Regions from separate parts of the Homo sapiens genome. Here region 1 is linked to region 2. Evidence: chromatin loops called from intact Hi-C (ENCODE). Cell type or tissue: heart left ventricle. All regions are shown on one strand.

Region 1 (8,000 bases), 61 kb after region 2:
TTTAAAGATTCCTTACAACCTAATATCTAGGTAAGGAAAGACCTAAACTGATTTTTATAGACGTCAAAAGCCAAGCTTTGTTGGCCCAGTACTAACCAGAGAGTGGCTCCCTTGTCAATACACGGCACTAAAAAGAATGATTCTCACAAGCTGCCTTGTAATAACCCCTCGCGTTTGCAGAGGGCTTTGCAGATGGCAAAATTCTTCATTTGCTTTATTTAATGTGATTCTCTCAACTGCCCCATGAGTTAGATCACAGAGGAGGCTCCAAGAGGCAATGTGTGAATTGTCCAAAAGACACAGCTGGTAAGTGACAGATCCTCCTGGCATCAAGCACTGGTATTCTTTCCAGTGTACCTCAGCTGCCTCCATACTGGCCCAGCTCTGACATCTCTCACTCCTCATGTGGCGTATGTGTAATGGAACTGTTTACCTCGCTTGGCTCTTGCCAAGGTACCTAATGCAATGCTGTTGGTCATGTAGAGGAGTCTCTTACCCCAGCCCTACCACCACCCTAGTAAATTCCTTCCTAGGGAAACACTGGACTTTTGAGAAGCCTGAACTGTTCAACTCTCCCCAGGCATGCTAATGAGTTGTTTTAAGCAGTGTGTGAGTTTCATGTTCAGGAAACCCAGGAGCTCAATGATCATAGCTCAAGTGTACGGAAAGCGAGGTGCCACCCATCTCTCTGCAGACTGCTCTCTACTCACATGTTACCACCTCTTCTGAGTGGCACTTCCACGTGCCTGCAGCCATGCCTCCTTGGGCAGAGATCCCATCAGATTTTACAAGCCACGCAGGGTCAGGCTTGGTGAAAACGTGAATGGGAATGCCCAGAACAATAAAGGCAGCAGGCGGTTTTCCTTGGGAGACGGGGGAGAGCCAAGCCACGTGCTGGCAGCGACGGGGCACCCATGGGGAAGCCACGAGCAGGACAGTAGCTGACACCAGTAACTGGGACTAACTGGGACAGACCTATTGGGATTAGCCCACAGCTTATAAAGACAATTTTTGAAGAAATACTTTGGTTCTGATGACTTTCAAATAGCTCCAGACTGGATTACCAGGATGTGATCCAAGCGAGTAGTAACCATTCTAGAGCAGGGTGCATACAGTTTTTCTGTAAAGGACCAGATAGTAAATATTTTAGGCTTTGCGGGCGCAGTGGTCTTTGTTGCAACTACTCAACTCTGCCACTGTTGGATGAAAGCAGCAGTCAGCAATATGTTAATGAATGAGCCCAGCTGCTTTCCAGTGAGATTTTATTTATAGATACTGAAATTTGAATTTTATATAATTTTTACATGCCACAAAATAGTATTCTCTATTTTTTTTAACTATTTAAAATTATAAAAACCATTCTTAGCTCATAGGTTGCAGAAAAACAGATGAGCTAGGTTTGGCCTGTGGGCTGTAGTTTCTCAGCCTCTGTTTTGTGGCAATGGTTCTCAAACTATAAGTGGTCCTCTTTACTACGGTAAATGGGCCATTGTTTAAAAAATATTTTTAAGCTTTCTCTGTTAAATACTTCTGCAAATTTATATCAAAATTGATCACTATAAAAGGGGAAAAAAGAAAAACAAAAGCTATAAAATGTAAGTCCACTGATGAAATTGCTACCATTATTTCTAATGCACGTTCTCAAGGTAAGAACTTATGTCACTAGGGACTGGACTCACACTTAGAGTGAACCTGTAAATCTAACGTAACTGCTTTCTTGATCTGAAATCAATGACCACATCAGTTATGTACATTATCATCTAGCATGTTGAAGTGCTTAAGGTTTTTGGTTTGCATACAGAGGCAAACAACTCCCCTTCCTGTCTTGTTTACCTGTTCTAAGCAAATCTTTTGTTGCCTGCATCATGGGTTGGCAAAGCCATACTCAATTAAGAGCCATAAGGCTACCATGACAACTATTATGAAAAAGTATTTCTCTGCTTCTACCCCAAGTCTTTCAGTCCCCTTGAAATTTCCACCCACTCACATGGGAGGCCTCATGTGCATCGTACAGGGCTCTGTGGTCTGCTCTTTGCTTCCCTGCCTGCGCTGGTGCCTAGGTCCAGACATCAATCACAGCTTCTATCATTGCCATACCCATGACAGCATGATGCTTGTTCTTCCTTCCTTTCTGGAGATGGCCATTCTGTTCTGCTCTTATGCCACAATGTCCATGCTGCTCTGTACTGTTTCTGACTTGTCTACCAGCCTTCTCAAGCACAGAAAGCCATACACACTAATGCCCTGTGGCTCATTCTCCTGTAGGAATCATAGAAGACCAGTCCTCGGCGTTTTTACTCCCTTGTACTTCAGCTCCATCTGCCTAGGAGGCAGGCTGCCCCAGAAGTGATCTAAGTGGCAGAGCCCAAGCTGTGACCAAACTCCTCAGACTACTCAATGTGTACAAAGCTTGGATGGCCTACTCTATCCTTTCTGATGGTACATTCTTCCACAGGAAGCTCTGGGATTCCTTGTGATAAAATACCTAGTTGGACCCCAAAGGCATGCCCAGGCATTTCTAAATATACTTGAGTGACTATAACTGAGGATAATGCAGGAGTCCACTCAGGACATTGGATTATCCCAGTGGCAAAGAGATCATTTGGTTTGTAAGCTTCCTTATTGGATCCCAGGGAGCACTTACTGGTATACAGAGAGATCTGTGGGGAACAGCAGGCTTGATATTATTTAATCAAAATTTCAACGTATAATTTACATACAATAAAATGCATTCTTTTTAAGTGTACAGTTTGATGTGTTTTGACAAGATGCATACACCTACATACCTAGTAGTCACAACCCCAATCAAGATAAAAAAAAAACTTCCAACAACCCAGAAAGCTTCTCATGCCCCTTTGCAGTCGGTTTCTACCTTCAGTCCCAGCCCATGAAACTAAGGATCTGATTTCTCAGCTCTAGAGTTTAAGGTAAATGGAATCATAGATTCCATTTTTCAGCTTTTTCCAACTTTTTTCCATTTTCCATTTTCCAACTTTTTTCAGCTCTAGAGTTTAAGGTAAATGGAATCATAGATCATCTACTGTATTGTGTAAAGTTTTTTTCACTCAGCATGGTTTTCAGATCCATTCATGTTCTTGCTTCCATCAGTAGTTTGTTTCTTTTCATGTTGAAGAGAATTTCATTTGTATGAATATATCACAATCTGTTTACTTATGTAACAGTTGATTGACATTTGAATAGTTTCCACTTTGGGGGTCCTATGAATAAAATTGCTGTGCATATTCATTTACAAGTCTGAGGTAAGAATATGTATTTCTTTCTTTTTAGATAAAAACCTAGGAGTGGAATTGCTGAGTTTTATGGTAAATGTATGTTCAACTTTATAGAAGAATTGCCAGAGTTTTTCAATGTTCTTTTACCATTTTACATTTCTACCAGCGATGTCTGAGAATTCTGATTGCTCCAAATATCTCACCAACACTTAATATTGTCAGTCCTTTTAGCTTTAGCCATTATAGTGGATATGTAGTGGTATCTCACTGAAATTTTAATTTGCATTTATCTGATGGTTAATGTTGCTATGTGCTTATTAGTTATTCCTATATCTTTTGTGAATTGTTTCTCAAAATTGTTTGCACTTTAAAAAAAATCAGAACTATTTGTCTTCTTACTACTGAGTTGTAAGATGGGTAGGTAGATAGGTAGAAAGACAGGCAGGTAGATACACACACATACACACATACACATCCTGGATATAATGCTTAATTTTTTATGTCAACTTGACCAGATTATGGGCCACATATTTGGCTAAATGATTTCTGGATGTGTCTTTGAGGATGTTTTTGGATGAGATTAGCATTTGAGTTGGACTCTGTAAAGCAGATTGCCCTTTCCAATGTAGGTGGGCACCATCCAATCCACTGAGCACTGAATAGAACAAAAGGCATAGGAGGCCGGGCATGGTGCCTCACGCCTGTAATCCCAGCACTTTGGGAGGCCGAGGTGGGTGGATCACAAGGTCAGGAGTTCAAGACCAGCCTGGCCAAGATGGTGAAACCCCATCTCCACTAAAAATACAAAAATTAGCCAGGCATGGAGGCAGACGCCAGCAAGCCCAGCTACTTGGGAGGCTGAGGCAGAGAATTGCTTGAACCCCAGAGGCGGCGGTTGCAGTGATCCAAGATTTTGGCACTGCACTCCACCCTGGGCAACAGAGTGAGACTCCGTCTCAAAAAAAAAAAGGCAGAGGAAAAGAGAATTTGCTCATTCTGCCTGACTGATTGAGCTGAGACATTGGTCTTAACCTGCCCTTGGACTACGACTTACACCACCAGATTCTTTGCTTCATAAGCCTTCAGACTCATACTGAACTACGTCACCAACTTTCCCGGGTTTCCAGCTTGCAGACAGCAGACTGTGGGGCTACTCAGACTCCATAATCACAGGAGCCAATTCCTCATAATAAATCTCAGAATAACAAATAGTGTATATTATTAGACATATCTATATCTTTATCTGTATCTGCATTTTATTGCTTCTGTTTCTCTAGAGAACCCTGACAAATACATTGGATATAGGTCCTTCATCAGATGTATGTCATATGATTTTTTTTCTAGTATGTGGCTTGTGTTGTCATTTTTAAATGGTGTCTTATAAAGGACAAAAGATTTTAATTTTGATGACATAAATATTTTTTCTTTATGGTTAATGCTTTTTTTGTCTAAGAAATAGTTGCCTACACCAGTGTTGAGAGGGTTTCTCTTATTATTTTTTTCTAAAAGATTTAAAGCTTCACCTCTTATGTCTATGATCTATTTTACATTAATTTGTATTTGTTGTGTGACATAAAGACCAAGGATTTTTTTCATTTTATTCAATTGTTTTAGTCCAATTTATTGAAAAGATTATCTTCTCCTCACTGAATTGCCTTGCTTCCTTTGTTGAAATCAATCAACGATGTATTCTGAACTGCCTAGTCTATTTCATTGATCCTTATGTCTATCCTTATGCCAATATCATATGATCCTGATTATAACTCTATATTAAGTCTTAAAATGAGGTAGAAGATATTCTTCAGCTTTCTCTTTCTCAAAATTGTTTTGGCTAATCTAAGTTATTACATTTTCAAATGATTACATTGGATCAATAGATCAGTTTTAGGAGAATTAAAATCTTACGTCAATTTTTAAAAATAAGGAACACGGTATTTTTTTATATATCTTCTTTAATTTCTATCAGCAATGCCTACTAGTGTTGAATGTAGAAGTCATGTACATATTTTGCTATATTTGTTATTTTATTCTTATAGTTATTGTTATATATTTATAAAAGACTGTATAAGATTGAACAGTAGTGGTAATATCTTTGCCTTATTTCTCATCTTAGAGGAAAAAAATCTAATCTTTCACCATCAATTATTATGTAAGTAGGAGGTTTTTATACATGGTCATTATCAGATTAAGGAAGTACCTTCTATTCCTAGTTTGCTGAGAGGTTTTTTTTTTTTTCATTACAAATGAGTTTTGAATTTTGTCAAATATTTCTTCTGCAAATATTGAAAAAAATTCTCTTTTCCCTTTATTCTGTTAATATGTTAAACGTCTTTACTTGATTTTTGAACTTTAAAGCAATATTATGTTCCTGAAATAAGTCCCACTGGGATATATTGTACTATACTTGTTACATATTGCTTGTTGAATTCAATGTCCTAATACTTTGCTAAGAATTTTTGTGTCTGTGTCTATTAGGAATATTATATAAGGTGCCTGACACTGAAATGAGATTTTCAGTGCTAAAGCTGGGATAAGGCCCAGGAAAACCTAGATTTTTGGTCATCCTAGATATTAGTCTCAAAATACCAGTCCCTTTTCTCATTATATGTTTGACTGGTTTTGGTATCAAGACAATGCTGGACTTATAAAACAAGTTAGAAAGCCTTCCTTTACCTCTTATTTAAAGCATTTTGTACAATTGATATTTTTTTCCTCAATTGTTTGATGGAATTCACTAGAAAAAGCCATTTCTGCCCAGACTTTTCAGATTTTTAATCACTATTTTAATTTTTAGTAAATGTAGGGCTATTTATATTTTCTATTTCTTCTAGTTTCATTTCAGGTAACATGTGAATGGTAGGCATAATGATCGCTTCCCAAAGATGTTAACATCCTGATCTCCAGTACCTGAGAATGTGCTATGTTACATGGCAAAGGGAAATAAAATTGCAGATTAAATTAAAGTTGCTAATGAACTGAATTTGAGATGGCTAAATGTTCCTGGATTATCTGAGTAGGCCCAATTCAATCACAAGTGTTCTTACAAATGAAAGAGGAAAACAAAAGAGAGAAAACCAGAGAGACGGCAGCAAGAAAAAGACAGCTCAATATTGCTGGCTTTGACTATGGAGAAATTGGGCCATGAGGCAAAGAATATAGGTGGCCTCTAGAAGCTGGAAAAGGCAAGGAAGAAAGTAGACTCTTCCCTAGAACCACAAGAAGGAATGCAGGCCTGCTGATACCCTGATTTTAACCAAGTGAGGAACAGTTCAGATTTCAGATCTTCAGAACTCTAAGATAATAAATCTGAATACTGTTTTAAGCCATTAAGTTTGTCATAATTCATTACAACAGTAAAAACTTAATTTGGTGCATTATTAAAGAAATTTATCTGTTCTATGTAAGGTGACAGATTTATTTCTATAAAATGGTTTATAATACAAATTTACTGGTATGAATGTTTGTAGAAACTGTACAGTCTTTTTTATTCCTGATATTATTTGTCTTCCTATTTTTACCTTGATCATTTATGCTTAAAGTTTATTAATTTTCTTGATCTTTTCAAAGAACAATCTTTTGTCTATGCTTACACCATTTCTATTTTATTTATTTCTGTTCTTGCCTTTATTATTTCCTTCCTTCAACTTATTTTGGGTTAATTTTACTCTTCTTTTTCTGGCTTCATAAAATGGAAGTTTAGTTCATTGGTGTAGACTGTTGAAGACAAATCATGATCTCTCATGTTTCTGCACATCTTGCAAGAAGCAGCACTGACTGCCTTGGTTCTACACTATCTTTTTGAAAATAAACGTAGGGAAAACCACCTTGAAAGATAAAGATAGCGAATCCCACCAGAGCAAAAGGCAGGTGTGTCCACTGTTCAATGTAATAAATATAATGTCTCCTTCTGGGGCAAAGTCAGAGAGGCTACTGTCCATTATAAAAGATCCATGTTTCCTGAACTTGAGGTTCTTCTCCTATAACACAACCCACTGCATATTTAGATGTCATTTGGCCCTCTTATTATCACCCTCTGTGAATTGGGATTCAGGGAATCAGTATCAATGCTGGTACTCTAGCTATTGCTCTTGCTGTATATAATCAAGTCCTTTGTCTCTGACCCAGGAGTCTCATGTCTTCTGCCACCATTCAGGAAACTGTGCCAGCTAATTTGTTAGCTTGCAAGTAAAAAAAAAAATCTCAGAACTTTCACAGAACTTACAGAGCTTTCTTCTTCTTTAATATAAACGTTTAAAACTATGAATTTCCCTACAGGTATTGCCTTAGCTGTATCCCACAAACGTTGTTTTTTAAATTATAATTCAGTTCAACACATTTTCTAATTTCTTTGTGATTTCTTTATTGACCCAAGAGTTATCTATAAGCATGTTACTTTTTTTTTAATTGGAGAATTTTCTAGATATCTTCCTGTTACTCATTGATAATTTAATTTTGTTGAGTACAGAAAATATTCTGTAGGATTGAAATCACTTTATATTTATTGAGACTCATTTTGTTGCCCAAAATGTGGCCTGAATCAGTGAACGTTCAATGTGTAATTAAAGGGAAAGTGTATTCTTCCATTGTTGAGTGTAATGTTCTATGAGTTTTATCTACACAAGTTTATAGTGTTGTTTAGTATTTTATAATGTAACTAATTTTTTCATGTATCTCACCAATTACTTAGATAGGAGTATTTAATACTAAAATAACTATGACTCATACTTTTAAAAATTCTATAAGTTTTTGCTTCATAAAGTTCTGTAA
Region 2 (8,000 bases):
ATGTCCCTCAAATGCATTGTCCTTAAAATAAAAGCAGAGTCATCAAAAATTTAACGAGATGGCTGGGAGGAAAAATTGGGCCACAACATAGTAATTCCATTTGGAAAAACTCAAAGATTTTTCAATTTAACTCAGATGTTTATGGAGCAACCAAGTAGGTCTTGGTATAGTAAAGCAGACAAGGTTTCTACCCTCAAGGAATCACAGCCAAATTGACAACCCCCAAGCCAATGTTTCTTTCAATGTAGCAGTTAGATCATCAGCGTGAGATTCATCTTGGAAGTTTACTAAAATACAGATTTCTTCGTTGCATCCTGACTTCCTGAATTAGAATTTCTGGGTTAGCAGGGCCCAGAGATCTGTGTTTTAAAAAGCCACCCCAGTGATTCTTATGCACCAGAAACTTTGAGGTCCTTTGCCTTACACTCATGACTAGCCATATTTTTATTTCCAGATCTCAACACAAATAACGTTCTAGTAGCCCACCTGCTGATGATGAGGAACAGATTAAGGGGCAAGTTTTGTCATCACTACACATTTCCTGGGCCTCTAACATGCAGGAAATTACAGCTGACTTCGCCTGAAATTGCAGAGCAAAAATACATTCAATCAAAAGCTCCTCTCAGCTCCCATACCACAGAAGCAACCCATAGAGGAAAAGACAGCAGTGTGACTTGAGGAGAGGACCAGAAATGGTCCCAGATTCACATGAAGACGTCTCTGTTGCAGATTGAACCCATCTCTTCTACCTCCCACAGCACTTCGTTTTGAAACAAGTATTTGGACTATGTGTGTTGAACTGAATGAGGATGCTTGCTCAGCGATGTTGAGTGACCTGTTCATGCTACAAGAATTTTAATCTAAGATATCTTAACTCCAAGTCCAAGGTTGTTAGAAGTTTCCAATTTTAGAAGAACTTTTCATGAGGCCCATATGCAAGGACGTAATATCTCAACTGGAGCAGAAGGATTTCAAGCCCTGTCACTGGGAAGAGCTGTGATGTGTTACAGGTCATCACCCAAGCCTTGGGTCACAGGCCTGACCCTGCTGGTTACTAACTAGGTGGCCTCAAGCATGTTACCATTGTCCACACAACTCCCCAAGCTAGACATCCAGGCATTGTCCTTGATACCTTTTTCTCTGTCACCCTCTACATGTAAGCCATTCTTGAATCTGAATATCTTCAAATTGGTAGATCTCTCTCTGCCTCCACTATCATCCTAGTCCTGAACTACTGAAAGAACTTTTAACTGATCACTGCCCTTCGATTTTTGCCATTCATCCCAATGCATTCTCCCCACAACAGCCTAAGTCATAGCATGTCACTCCTTTACTTAAAACCTTCAACAGTTTGCCACTTGTCTTAGGACAAAACAAAATCTCCTACTGCTGTCTACAATATCATACCTGGCTTAGGTCCAGTTTACCTATCCAGACTCATCCTCAGCCACTCTACACCTTGATTTCCAGGCTCCAGGCACATTGGTGTTTCTGTCTTTGCAAAACTCCATGCTCAGAAGCCTTCATATAGTTTGGTCCTTCCCAGGAGAGCACTTTTCACATACTAATTCACTCACTTAACTCCACTCATTCTTCAGATCTCAGTTCATTATCATTGCCCTCGGGAACCTTCCTCATCACTCGTGCCTCTTCCTCCCCACCACTACATCAGTTCCTCCTGCTACACGCTCTCATAACTCCCCACACTTACTGCAGTTTGCAATTATATATTGCATGGTGATTTCCTGTCTTATCCACTAGAGTGTGAACTACATTAGGGTGGAAACCACGTCATTTTTATCTACCACCATCTTACCTGCAGCATCTGAGCACAGATTCTGGGACAGAGTAAAAACAATAACAACAATGGTGCTATTGCTGCTGCTAGTGGCTATATTGAGTGCCCAGAATGTGTCAGTCAACAAGAGCCAAGTGACATCCCTGAGAGTTACAACATTCCATTGTAGACTTAAGGTCCATCTTAAAATTTCTTTTGAAGTATGTATTCTAGCTCATATGATGGACTGTTTTGTTTCACCTTGAAAATATATTATTTACTGTTTTTCCATGATGTTAAGTGGTGTAGATAGTCGTAGATTCTCCATACCTAACCAGCGATTTTGCCTACTCTCTCACCCAGGGGTACCCATGCCCTGTTTGAGATATAGAAGTAGAAAAAGTGACACAGAATTGGGTGTTTTGAGAAATTAAAATGGGAATTCTTATCCTGCCACTTACTAGCTGCGTGACCTTGAACAAGTATCTCGAGCTCTCTGATCCTTGGTTTCTTAACAGTAAGAGGGGACTCCTACATCTGATTTCCATTGTGAAGATCGAATGAGATAAAATACATAAAGTACATAACAGATTCTTAACAGATAGTAGCTTACTTTATCTGGAGTGAGGGAAGAAAGAAAAAGAGACGTATAGAGGAAGAGAAGGGGTGGCTGATGTATCAGGAACAACCTTGGCAGTTCAGTATTTTGAAGCTTGAGGAAGGTGGCATTCCAAGAATAAAATAACTTTGAACGTTATCAACTGGTTCAAAGAGTGTGGGGACAAAGGCATCTGAGAAACATCTGGAATGGCATTTCAGTTGTTTAGCTGTGACCTGGAAGAGCAGTGGGAGGAGCCTGATGATGATGATGGAGTCCAACTAACCTGCAGGTGGAGAGTGAATTGGAGGTGGGGGGAAACCTAGATCATTGGTAAGGAAGAAAAATGCCATGGTATGGCAAACAGCAAGGCTGGAGAAAGTCATGAGAATGAACTTACAACTGACTACGCAAAATTCAGAAAGATCTCGAAGAGCTAACGGCAATAGAACCTGAATGAAAAATCCATTCACAGGTCATTTTATTGGTTATACTCATGTGCCTTGCAGTTTTTTTTTTTTTAGTCAAACCTTAAGAGAATCATTATTGCAGATTTCTTACATTGTTGCGCACACACATACACACATGCACACTATGATTCTGTGGTCAATAAAAGTGTAACAAATGCTGTGTTTAAGTAGAATTGGACAGAACATGGTTTCTTTATTGTATTGTAAATCTCCAAAACAAAAATATGTGCCATATTCTAGAATTAGTATACAATGGAAATTTTTTGCCTCAAAATATTTCCTATAACTTGTGTTTGGAATACACTTTTAAACACTTCCAACTTAAGCAACTAGCTGCAATCATTTTAAGACATCTAGTGTACTGCAACAATTCTTCAGCATACTGAAATCCTCCAGCATCATAGCTCACATATTCACAAACATGGTAAGGTCCATAGAATCCTTAAGCTGGTAAAAGATCTCTTATGTCTAAAAACATCTACAACTCTCTACAAATGTGTTATTTTGGATAAAATTACAGTATACAACCAAGTTGATGACAGCGAAGTTTTGTTGTAATAACTATACTGATAGCAATTATATTTTTAATCATTGGGATCAAGAGTTGAAATAAGGTTAATATCAGGTCTTCCAGGTAGGTGCTTAGCGGAAAAAAAAACATAATTTTTTAAAACCCAGCAGGGAACATTGAGAACATATCACTTCCAGCTACTCATCTCATAAACGCCTAGATTTTGTCCTGAAAGACTTTGCCATGGAGAGCAATTTGGGATGCCAGTAAGCACCTGTGAAAATGTTCAGATGAGGAGAGGTAAGAGTAGTTGAAGGAAGGACAATTTCCATTTGCTACCAGGACAACAACTGAAGACATTTTGACCACAGCTGGCTCTCATTGGGTCTTCATTATAGAAGACAACTCTTTTGTAGAGTTGGAGTGGAATTCTTTTTATTTAGGATTTCTTTCTTATGCAAAATTTATTGTGATCGATTTATTTAAAATCAATGAATCTATTTAAAATTCAAAAGCCAAAACCTTCTTTCTACTGATTTTGAGTACTATGGGAAAAACTTAGGGGTCTTGTTCTTTCTGAAGGCAAGGACTTGCTACTGATCTTTTCTTTGATTATTCCCATTTATCAATTCTAGAGCATGGAAATTCCCATGCTCTCTTAAGTACTGTAGAGCTCATCTCCTCTAGCCAATCACAAGAGTGATAAAATGATAATAATCCACCAAACAAGTTAACACATTCTCTGTGACCTCAGCATGTTTTTAAAGCCTGTTTTGAAAGAACTCTGAGACAGGCAGGGCAGAAAGGCATTGACATCACTTCTGCACTTGGCTGAGGCACAGCCCTTAACAAGAGGACAGCAGCCTTTTCCTGTCAAAGCCTGAAGCCACAGCAGTGGTGAGGAGGCTATGTCAGAGTCCTGCCAACAGCTGGCTGGAGTCAAAGGGTGGGGCAGCTATACAGAGGCCAGGGCAACTGTGCTGACTTCCTTGGTGGCTGGGGAAGTGGCCTGTACCCGCCTTCAGCAAACACCCTGAGTTTACCCCAGGTGACTGCCCTCTCTCTCCTTCCACACACAGCATTAGACCACCAGGGGCACCTCTCTTACCCCTAGGAGACAGGGGCCACGAGGCCCCACGAGTCCTCAGCATCTCCTGCCTGGACCACTGCAAGAACTTTTTAAATAGTCTCCCTTTGACTTCTCTCTCCTTCTCCCATCCGCCTTTTATGTGACCTCTCTAAAGCAAACTTAGAATGTGTCATTCATTAGCTTAAATATCTCCAGTTGCTCCCCATTGCCAAGGGTGTAAAATTCATTCTTAATCTGCAATAGAAGAAACTTCTCATCATGGCCCCTGCATTTCTCTATAGTTTCACCCTGCATCTCTTCTTTACTACTCATGATGTGCCAGCCCCACCAAATCCCACAAGGTTTCCAAGACAATGATGCCCTTTTGCAACTCAGTGGCTCTGCTCAGCTGTTCTACCTTGGGTCTCCCTACAACATGTCCCTATGGGGAACACCATCTCAACCTGCAAGTACCAAGCTCAAAGATCATTTCCATAGTAAATTCTTCACTGAATCTCCCTCGCCACCAAGGACAGAGAGAATTATTCCTTCTTGTGTCCCCAAATCAATTCCTGCACGCCTGTAGGAGAGAGGCAGCAGAGCATCATGCTGAGGGAACATGCTCCCCAATACCCTATCAGGATGCAAAGCCCAGCTCTGCACATGCTCTCTTTGACCTTGTGCAAATTACCTAAACTATGACTCAGTTTCCTCAACTGCAGAATGAGGGGAAGAGTAGTATATACAACATAGAAATAAATGTGCCAAGTACTTTAAGTCCTCAGAAGAGTGCCCCATTGCTAAGTGCTCAGTAAGCACTGGCTATTATTATGACCACTAAAATGTTAATACTGTCACCATATGCTTAGATGTCTCTATCCTTGTCTACAGAAGAGGGTGAGATTTTATCTTGTTCATGTTTATATTCCTGGCGCCTAACTTCCACGTAATAGGCCCTCAATAAATGTTTATTGAATAAGTAGATTATTTTCTAGGCAGTAAAATATTCCCATAACTCTACAGGTTATATCTCTAGCAACTTTATTTCGTTTCTTTGCTCAGTGGGAAGGAAGTCATTACATAGATCCATAAAACGCTGTGTCCTGAACAGAGACTCTAGAAGTCAATTCATGAGTCCTTCATTGACGTGGGAGTTTGGCAGCCTGGTTCTGCCAGGGCTGTCTTTAAAAGAGTCACTTTCAATTCATGTGTTCAGTAAATACCCACTGAATGTTAATCATGTGCTGGGAATTGTTCTAGGAGCTGGGGAAAAGCATTGCACAAGACAGGAAAGATTCCTGTTCTCATGGACTTTGATGGGAGGAAAATAGTGCATTAAATAATAAGAAATGAAAGAAAAAATAAGTGTTAGATAATAGGTATTTGAATTAAAAGGAGGAAATATGCTACAAAGTGTCTGGGAAGGCAACATTTTGAAAAGGAAGTCAAGGAAAGTTTTTTTGGAGGCCAGCAGTAATATTTAGACTTGAGTTTGAGACCTAAGAGAAAAACATTCCAGGAAGAGGCAGCTTCTCTTACAAGAGCCTCATGTAAAACCAAGCTTGGGATGTTCCAGGAATCAGAAGAAAGCCTGTGTGCCTGGAGCTCGGGGAGTGAATGTAGGAGTCATTCCACGTGAGGTCAGTGAGGAAGGCAGGGGCTCCACAGGCCTGGGGAAGAATGGTGGTTTTATTATATATGCAACAGGTGGCTAAAAGGTTTTGAGCAGGAGAATAATATTATTTGATTTACATATTTAAAACCATAGGGAGAATGGATTATGAGGGAAGTGGAGACCAGAATACAAGCAATGAGACCTATTAAGAGGCTATTCATTGATGTAGGTGAAAACAGATGGCACAAGTTCAGATAGTGTCTGTAGACCAGGACCTGATGTATGTTTATGAACTAGAGTCCTGGTGCTGATGGGTTAAATGTAGGGGTGAGAGAAAGAAATTCTAACTTTTCGCCCATGCTGCAGGGGCAGTCCTGTGGGCAACATATTCAACACATAGGACTATTACTCCAGTTCATATGCTAGGCGACAGGGAAGGTCGTCAGTTACTGGGCAGGGACAGCTGGACAAGGTATAGATGGGGTTGGGGGAGGAGGGAGACCAAGATTTCCACCTTCAAAATGTCTAGTTTGAGACACTCAAGTGGAGAAGACATAAAGTTCATATACGAGTTTTGAGTCCAGTAAGAGGAGATCAGAAGTGTGATTATGCAAGTAGGAATCATTTGTATGAGGACAGAATTTAAAGCTATGAGAGTAGATGTGATTCCTAGGGGGAGCATATAGTTGAAGAAGAGAGAAAGTCTCAGTGCAGAGCCCTGGAAAGGCCAGCATTTGGAGCTGGAGTATTGGGGGCCAGGAAAAAGACCGAGAGGAATCAGACAGTACTGGAAGACAAACTCTAGGAGAGTACATTGTCATGGAAGCCAAGAGAAGAAAACAACTCAAGATGGAGGGAGTGATAAACTGGGATCAAATGCTGCCAAGAGGTCGAGTAGAAAAAGGGTTGACTTTGGCAACATGGAAGTCTTTGTTAAAGGGATTAGTTTCACTTTTCATCTCCTGGACCCAATTTGCCTTTAAAAAAAAAAAAAAAAAGGGTGATGGGGGGGGGAGGAATTCTTTTTAAATACTTTTATTAGGCAGACGTACTCTTTCCTTAAAATAAATCATTCAAAGAATCCCAAGATATAAAAGAGAACAAAATCAGAGTTTCTGTATGGAAACAGAAATCTCAAGAACTTACTTAGCCCCATTTTCTTGCCCCTAAGGTTGATTCTAAGGCAGCTTGGGGTAATTCTAGGACTGCCTTGAAGAGAAGACAAAAAACACTGGACTGGAAGCTCTGTAAAGGGCTCTCTAGCCAAGAGAATCTAAGTGGAAAGATGTGAGTAGTTCTTAGCCTGCTGAACAATAGGCCATCTTCTGGTTAGCAGCCTCCTTACATGTGGCTAGATTTTCTGTTGTGAAGAATACAGCATCTCTGCCTTATAGGTAGGAAAGCTTAGGAACTTCTGTAATCATGGTTCCTTCTGGTTTCAGAACTCAATTCCTTCCAGAGTAGGCCACTGGTTGCTTAGGGGTGCACCCATTCAACTGGTTTGCCCAGATCCTGTCACTCAGACACACCTCCAAGAAGTATCCAAAGCCCTTCCTTTGTTGCAAAATGATTCAGTGTCATTTCCATAAAATGTGGGGACCTGAGCAGGTGTTCACACACGCAACCTGTGTATATTAGGAGATGTAAAAGGAGACATTCTTTAAGGATCAAGCTTGCCATAATAAATTTCTGAGTGACTTAAAGGAGTCACCAAGCATATGACAGTTTGCATGGTCCATGTTCATTCAAAGGTGAGCTATATTGCTGCTCTGTCATAAATAATCACAAAAGGGATATTTGAGAGTGGTTAGTGGGAGAAGAGGAATAAAAGACAATGTGAGAGATCATTAGGAAGTACCCAATGAACTGATACAATACAATAAGATTCTTAATTCATGGGATGCCTACTTTGTGTGAGGCACTTTACTGGGCCTGGGAAAAGGTAGGTTAGATCCAAAAA

The links. A loop is a pair of places that touch in the nucleus more often than their neighbours do. Peaks named below come from ENCODE experiments on the same cell type or tissue, not always from the same donor. Only the 100,000 strongest peaks of a DNase experiment are listed, where the experiment ranks them.
Region 1: it touches region 2 in a loop (2.4-fold over the local background); 6 of 110 quality-filtered maps call a loop at or near these places.

The regions. Positions count from the first base shown.
Region 1 is chr9:107,911,723-107,919,722 of GRCh38, reverse strand. It overlaps the pseudogene RNA5SP293. Among named protein-coding and RNA genes, the nearest start is that of KLF4, 430 kb to the right of the region's middle. In heart left ventricle, no CTCF peak of the experiment used is centred here; no DNase peak of the experiment used is centred here.
Region 2 is chr9:107,973,219-107,981,218 of GRCh38, reverse strand. No RefSeq gene overlaps it. Among named protein-coding and RNA genes, the nearest start is that of KLF4, 490 kb to the right of the region's middle. In heart left ventricle, no CTCF peak of the experiment used is centred here; a DNase peak (open chromatin) is centred at 4,278.